2 separate regions of the Homo sapiens genome follow, and region 1 is linked to region 2. The links are chromatin contacts, found by Hi-C or POLR2A ChIA-PET in ENCODE. All regions are on one chromosome and are shown on one strand. The core of a region is the stretch at or near the end of the contact, and the rest is flanking DNA. Distances in the headings are between cores, read along the strand shown.

Region 1 (3,417 bases), core at 411-2,910, 35 kb after region 2:
CACCTGGCTGAGAAATGAGACTTTATTCCAAAAGTCATGGGGGAGCTATGGCTGTACTTGAAGTGGGATAAGTGATAGGATGTGATTGGATCTGTATGTGTACATATACAACATTAGCTCCCTTCTTGATTGGAGGCTGGCTTGGGGCATGGGTGGGTCCATGACCTGAAGATGAGGGACCATCTGGAGGCTGTGCAATGGTCTGAGCCCACGAGATTGGTGAAAGAAGGCATAGTAAGTGGTGGAGAGTCACTGTGGAGCTAGACAATTTGAAAGGCAGGGTGAAGAAGACTGCAATTTGGAAACTCACGTCAGAGTTTCATTTGCTTAAAACATTCGAATGGCTCCTGACAGTCTTTGGATAAAGGTTAAACCCCTTCCAATGACCTACAAGGCCCGGGTGCTCTGGTGCCTAGGTATTTCTTCTGCCTCATCTCCAACCGGGCATGACCTCTACCTCCCAATTCTTAGCTTCAGCTCTCTCTCTTTACTGTGACTTCTTTCAGTTGCTCCACTGATCGCTGCAAGACACCTCACCCCCCACCGGCCCCTTACCTCTGGCCTTTGCATCTGCTCTTCTCTCTACCTGGGATACTCCAGCCCTCCCGCTCCCCGAACCCTGAGCCTAACTCAGTGACCCTACATGCTGGGGCTCAGTCAGCTTTCTGGGAGGTGTTCCATGATCCCCACCCCAAGCCAGAATCAGATACTTCTCTTATGGGCTCCCCCAGCCCCTTGTACTACTCTCATCTCAGCCCTTAGTAACCTGCCCAGCGATTTTCTGTTTATTCTTCTGACCAAACTGTAAGCTGAAGGAGGGCAGGGATCACAACTGACTTTCTCATTGCCAACCTCCACTTCCTCGCACAGTGCCTGGCACATGCTCAGTAAATGTGGAAGGCAGGCAGGAAGGCAGGAGGAAAGGAGGGAGGAAGGACGGAAGGGAGGGAGGGAGGAAACCAAGAATGATGCCCAGCTGAAGAATGGTGACATACCTCCTAGAGACAGAGGTTGGAATTTTTTTTCATGGGTCGTGGATGGGTGAGGGAGAGAGGAGTTTTAGTTTAGGCCCTGTTGAGCTAGAAGTATCTGAGGGTTACCCCTGTGGAGGACAGATCGAGTAGGCTGTCAACTCTGTGGGCCTGGAGCTCAGGAGAGCAGTTTAGACGGGAATGGTCTGCCGAGAGGTGAGAGCTAAAGCTGTGGGAATGAATTTGAAACTTGATGTTTTTGATTCCTAAGTAAACAGCCAGCCAAGAGCCAGTATATTTTGAAACACTGGTGGCCAAAGACGTGACAGGAAGAGGTAGAGGGAGGCGGCGGGAGGTGGCGCCCTCCCCCTGTGGGGTCGAGGGGGTTCCCTTCTCTGGAACTGTCCCAGCTGTCACACAGCTCTGCAGGGAGAGAGGGCCTTGGCTGGGACAGGAGTGGGGGCGAGGGGGTGCTGGCTTGGGAAGGAAGACTGGAGAGAATAAAGGTCCTACTGGCATCTCTGTGTTCCCCTCCCCCACCCAGGTGCCCTGAGGCTGCCTGGGTCCTTCCCCCTGCCTAGAGCCTGTGGACCCTGGTTTGCTGTTAGTTTCCCATCTCCATGGACTCAACCAACACCCCCTTCCTCACCACCTCTTCCCTGGCCTAAGGTGGCTCTGTAACTCAATGCTCCTGCTCCTTCCTTAGCTGGGCCCAGGAACCCTGCCAAACATTGTGCTTCCTGGCCTGGAGATGACTCAGGCTCCCCTCCCCAGTACCATTCCAGCCCCTAGCCTCTGAGCCATGTCATAGGCTGAGCAGGGACAGGAGCTGAGGGGCAGCTTGACTCCAGGAGCCAGGGTGCTGGGAAGCGGGCCCAGGCCCCTGCTCCTGATGCCAAGCAGGTAGCATTCCAGTAGAGAGTATAGGGAGAGACAGGGACTGTGGGTATTACAGACAAGGTGTCAGGGCTGGGGATTGCCCAGAGGTCTGACTGGCTAGTGTTCATTAGTACCCTAGGAATAAGTATGTCAATCAGTACTGATTCAGCTGCATGCTCCAGTCTTGTTTGCAGCAGGCCAGGCCTTCTCACGTCCAGTCTCAGAGTTTGTCACTGAAAACGGAGGGGCCACCCAAGGGTCCTAGGGGCTTCAGGCCCGCCATCAAATCCTGGCGTCTCCTCTTCCTTGCTGGGTGATCTGGGGCAACTAAGTCACTTTGTCTGTGCCAGCCTCAGCTTGCTCATCTGTACAATGAGGATGAGAATAATACCTTCCTCCTGGGGTTGCTGGGAGGATTAAATGAAGGAACATATGGGTAGCACTTTGTAAACAGTCAAGGGCTGTAATAGGAGGGGTGTTATATTTATCTACATGCTAGGATGGAGAAGAAGAAACAGGTGGCTCTCTGCTTCTCTGTCATCCTGGGGCACATTCCCCCATTCTTTCCAGCTGATACTATGGGATTCCTTGAGGCCTTGGCCCATGGAAGGTCAGGGCTCAGAACTTTGGTTTCATCTTTTGCTAGAGGACCTTCAGCAAGAGGCTTGCCTTTTCTGAGCCTCAGTAAGCTGTACACAGAGGGGCAAAGAAAGGGAGAATTTCTCCTCCCTCCCCTTCCCCCACAACTTCTCTCCCTCCCTGTGGCTGGTGTGGTGATCAAAGGAGAGGTTCACACAGAGGTGAGGCCCAAAGGCCCAGAGCCCTTCCCCAGATGTGGTGTGTGTGTGGTGGGGGATACAGAAGAAATGTGGACATGTGGAGGGCAGGGCCAGGGCTGGTCTGTGTGTGTGTGTGTGTGATCAAAGGAGCAGGGTGGGGTGGGGCAGGGGGTGGGGGGTGAGTTCTTTGCATTGCTGAGGGTTTAGTCCTTTCTCTTGGTTGCCTAGATGCCTTGGTATTCACCCCCTCCTCAGTGATCACCACGGGGCTGTGCCTGCAGCCCCCATTCAGGCCTAGTATGAATGAAGAGCAGGCTGGTTGGTGGCTCACCTGCCTTGCCAGCTGCCCAGGCCCCAGCCTAGCTGAGTGCCACCTTACCTTGCTGTTGCATGTGCACCCATGAGCCGCTGGCTCCCTGGACTGACTGTTGGAGGACTATACTGCCGACAGTGAGCCCATGCCCAACTATCTGAGAAGGTGTCCCACTGCCCCACTGCCTGGCTGCTGGCTTTCACTAGCCTCTTGCATGTGTGCCATTGGGAGGGTCGAGCCTCCTGGCTCAGTGTAGCAACCCCTGTGTGGCAGTGTGGGTGTGTGTAAGCCCGTGTTCTGCCCTGGGGTGGATAAGGCAGAGCTCAGCTCTGCAGCCTGGGGCCTCCTCCAAGGGAAGATGGAAGCAGAAATAGCAGCTTTGTTCTGGAGGAGAGGAAGAAAGATGCAGGCCCTCCTGGGCCCACTCCAGTGTCCCAGGGGCTCTGGCTGCCAGCTCAACCAGGAAATGTGCCTT
Region 2 (3,615 bases), core at 28-2,527:
GGTTCCAAGCTGGGCCAGATAGAGTGGGGATGACATGGGGAAAAGGAGGTGGGAGGAGTAATAATAACAGCCCAACGTATTGAGCATCTACTGTGCACCAGGCACTCTATGAAGTAGCTATGGTCATTAACCCCATTTTATAGAAGAGGAAACTAAAGTTGCAAAAGGAGAGTTGGCTTGCTCAGGGTCTTATGGCCAGTGATTTGCAAAGCAGATATTTGAATCAAGGACTGCCTGACTCCTAGATGGGTGTTCTTGCCACCAAGATGAGTTTATGAATGCTTTGAGATGAGAGAGCTTTTGAAAGGCTCTGACCTCATGCCTCTGAACCCAAGCAAGAAAGACATAATTGAACTTTGATCTCTGAAAGACCTGTCAGAAGCTGGCAAAGTCCCTCTCTCTCTGGGGGGCATGAAGTGCTGTCATGCTTGGGGCAGGCAGGGAGAGTGGAGGTTCCTTCATCTCGCAGATGGGAAGGCCGAGACACAGCAAGTGAGGGCTGGAGTGGACATTCCAAACCGAGGTCTTCTTATCCACCCAGGGCCTGGCTGAAGTGGTGTGAAAGGCAAGCTTGGCACTGAGCTGAGCTCCTGCCTTGGGATATGTGAGTTACTAAGAAACCAAGAATTCTGAGAGAGAAAGAGAGCTAGAGTTAGTTCATTAGGGATACTTGGGACCTTTGTGGAGATGCAGAGGCCTCCCTGCCCTGGGCAGCTTTGTCTGTTGCCCAAGCAATAGTCCATTAAAGCTTCCTGGGCTGGTGGTGGCGGGGCACAGGCCAACAGTGGTGGGAGGGGAGGGAGCCCAGCAGGGCCTGAGCCCTGGTACAGCACCACCCCTGGCTCTGAGAAGGGCTCAGAGGCAGAAGCGCAGCCAGGCCTGACCCGGAGAGGGCACCGCCAGCTGGAGGCTTGCTGCTGGGCCGAGACACTCCCGAACAGATGAGCCTCTCTATGTCCGGACGCCTTCCTGCCAGCCTTGCTCAGTGGACCTAGGGATTCTCCTTTGACAAACGTGGAAACCGAGAGGCTGCAGAGCTACTGAAGAGCCGGGGCAGGATTTGAATCCTGGCTGTGCTTCGTCCTTAGCCCGGCAGCCCGGGGAACCGGAAGGAAGGCTCAGGGTTCTAAGCCCAAGTCGCCCCGGCCAGGCTGGCACAGGGCAGCCCGGGGAACCGGAAGGAAGGCTCAGGGTTCTAAGCCTAAGTCGCCCCGGCCAGGCTGGCACAGGGCAGGGCTGAGCGCGGGAAGTGCTGGCGCAGGCTGCCGGGAGGGAGAGCTGTGTGTGTTTCCGTGTCTTTTTGTGGGCGTGTGTATGCCTGCGCGTTTCTGTATGTGTCTCTCCCGGCGGCTGTTCTGCTTCCTCAGCAAGCCTTTCCCTCCCCCCTCCACTTCGTTTTTCTTTCTTCTTCTCCTTATTCCTCATTGTCGTCTTCTTTTTTTTAATGAGTCTTAATTAGCGTCGAGTTCCTCCTCCCGCTCCCTACCCGCCCCCCTCTCCGCCCCTGCCCTCCCTTCCCTCCTCTCCCTCCTCCCCGAGGTACAGGCCAAGCGATCTGACAAATGCACTTGAGAACAAAGCGCCAGGCTAATTCGGGGCCTGCTCAGGAAGCAGGAGCTGAGCTGAGATAATGGGTCTGAAATAGCCCAGCATGATTATGCTTCCTCAGCCTGTGGCCAGGCGGGTGCAGGCTCAGGCGGGCAGGCAGGCAGGCAGTCGGCGGGCGGGCGGACGGGCGGGCGCCGGACGCCACTCGCCCAGGGTGGTGAGGGCCATGCTTCTGCACCCACGCCGGCCCTCCTCTGGCCTTCGCAGGAGCTGCTATCCCTCAGAGAGTCCGGTAGTCCCCAGTGGGGATGGTCCAAGGGTCAGCCAGAATCACACACTCAACCACAGTTACCCGACAGGTTGATGGCAAAGCTGAGTCACGAATCCAAGCAGCCAGGCTCCCTGACTTCAGTTCTCCTTGCTCGGTCATGCTGTCCCCAGCCTAGCTCAGTGGGAGGGGAGTGGGACAGGTGATTCAGAGCAGGGCTTGGGCCTCCTTAGCTCAGGCTTCTCTAGGAAGACAGAGCCCCCCAGGATGGCCAGAGAAGGAGGGGTCACAGATTGCTCTGGTATGCCAAGCAAGACAGGATGTTGGCATGGTGCCCACCAGAGAGATGGGTCAGATGTAACTTGTATACTTTTTGCCTTGCCTTCCTGGAGCTTGTCCAGAGCCTGAGACCAGACTGAGAGAGGAACAGTAAGGACCCAGGACGAGCAGAAATCGCCCTCCATAGGGCACTGCACCCATCCCACCTCCCTGCCCCCGCTGCTCATGCCTTCATCCCTATCCCAGACATGGCCTGGGGCCCAGCAATGAGACTAGTCATGGACCTTTACTCCCTGACCCAACTGTCAAGTTCACTGGCCTCCCAGACCCCAGGAACGAGTGACCTGTATGTGAACATGTGTCCCTTTTGCTTCATTCATCCACCCAATATGCATTTCTTAAGACCCTCCCAGTTCCAGGCTCAGTGCCAGGCCCTGGGGACTCAGAGGCAAACCAGACATAGTCTCTGCTCTCAGGGGCCCTTAGTGTGGTGGGGGTGACAGAGCAACCGAGAGATATAGTGCAGTGTGATCTGTGTGGTGACAGTTGGAATTCAAGAAGCCATGGGAGCAGAGAGGATGCCAGGGCAGGGGGTCAGGAAAGGCTTCACAGAGGAGGTGACATTTGAACTAGGCTTAAAAGATAAATAGGGCTCTGCCAGGGTAAAGATGGAGAGGGCTAGAGATTTGCTTCCTTCAAGGCGCAAGGGAACTGGGATGTGAAAGTGCTAAACAAGGCCGGGTGCGGTGGCTCACACCTGTAATCCCAGCACTTTGGGAGGCTGAGGCGGGCGGATCACAAGGTCAGGAGATCGAGACCATCCTGGTTAACACGGTGAAACCCCGTCTCTACTAAAAATACAAAAAAATTAGCCTGGCGTGGTGGCGGGCACCTGTAGTCCCAGCTACTCGGGAGGCTGAGGCAGGAGAATGGCATGGACCTGGGAGGCAGAGCTTGCAGTGAGCCGAGATCATGCCACTGCACTCCAGCCTGGCAACAGAACGACACTCCATCTCAAAAAAAAAAAAAAAAAAAAAAAAAAAAGGTGCTAAACAAATGTGTGCTGGTATTCTAAGGATTATTTACAACTTGAGATCCTGGGGCTGGAAAAAGGCAGAGGAACAGGAAGTGCTGGGCCGGGCAAATGGTCTGGGCTTGCACGCAGACCCGATTCTCTACTGCCCATGGCCTCCACACATAGTAATGATCGGACCTAAGACAAGACCGCCAGCCCTCTCCTTAGACCTGTAATGCTGACCTTTCTATTCCTTGATCAATCCTCAGTCCTGACCACACTGATGTAACCCAAATATCAGCCCTGGACTCCTGTTCTCCAGAGGTCTTCTGCCTTTGGTTTTCATTGTGAACTTTATTTCTGACTCCATTGCTCCAGCCCCCGCTCAGAATCCCAGACAGGTATGGCCCTCGCCATCTGCCTCTTTGCTTCGGACGCAGACTGCCACAGCACAGTTCACCTTCTATTGGTGCTTTTCCACCTACTGAGCTGTTCCAGGGCTTAG

Evidence for each region. Hi-C counts contacts between places; a loop is a spot of excess contacts on that map. ChIA-PET counts read pairs that join two places held with the same protein, here RNA polymerase II (POLR2A). Pooled maps may share reads with other maps.
Region 1: a map of gastrocnemius medialis shows a loop between it and region 2 (4-fold over the local background). The contact joins two enhancer-like sites. A Hi-C loop is called at or near these places in 14 of 168 maps with a recorded cell type or tissue (Right ventricle myocardium inferior, aorta, ascending aorta and 7 more) and 13 of 50 pooled maps. POLR2A ChIA-PET finds 5 or more read pairs at or near these places in 2 of 52 experiments (MCF 10A and endothelial cell of umbilical vein).

What each region holds. Positions count from the first base shown.
Region 1 is chrX:68,928,016-68,931,432 of GRCh38, forward strand. No RefSeq gene overlaps it. Among named protein-coding and RNA genes, the nearest start is that of EFNB1, 100 kb to the left of the region's middle. RefSeq lists a silencer at 1,604-1,807. Within about 2 kb of position 1,661, at least 7 of the 41 ENCODE cell types and tissues checked have a DNase peak (open chromatin) inside an H3K27ac peak, as active enhancers do; they include ascending aorta, gastrocnemius medialis, heart left ventricle and 1 more, where a contact is called at or near this core.
Region 2 is chrX:68,893,519-68,897,133 of GRCh38, forward strand. No RefSeq gene overlaps it. Among named protein-coding and RNA genes, the nearest start is that of EFNB1, 66 kb to the left of the region's middle. RefSeq lists enhancers at 1,280-1,793, 1,794-2,305. Within about 2 kb of position 1,278, at least 30 of the 41 ENCODE cell types and tissues checked have a DNase peak (open chromatin) inside an H3K27ac peak, as active enhancers do; they include ascending aorta, gastrocnemius medialis, heart left ventricle and 1 more, where a contact is called at or near this core.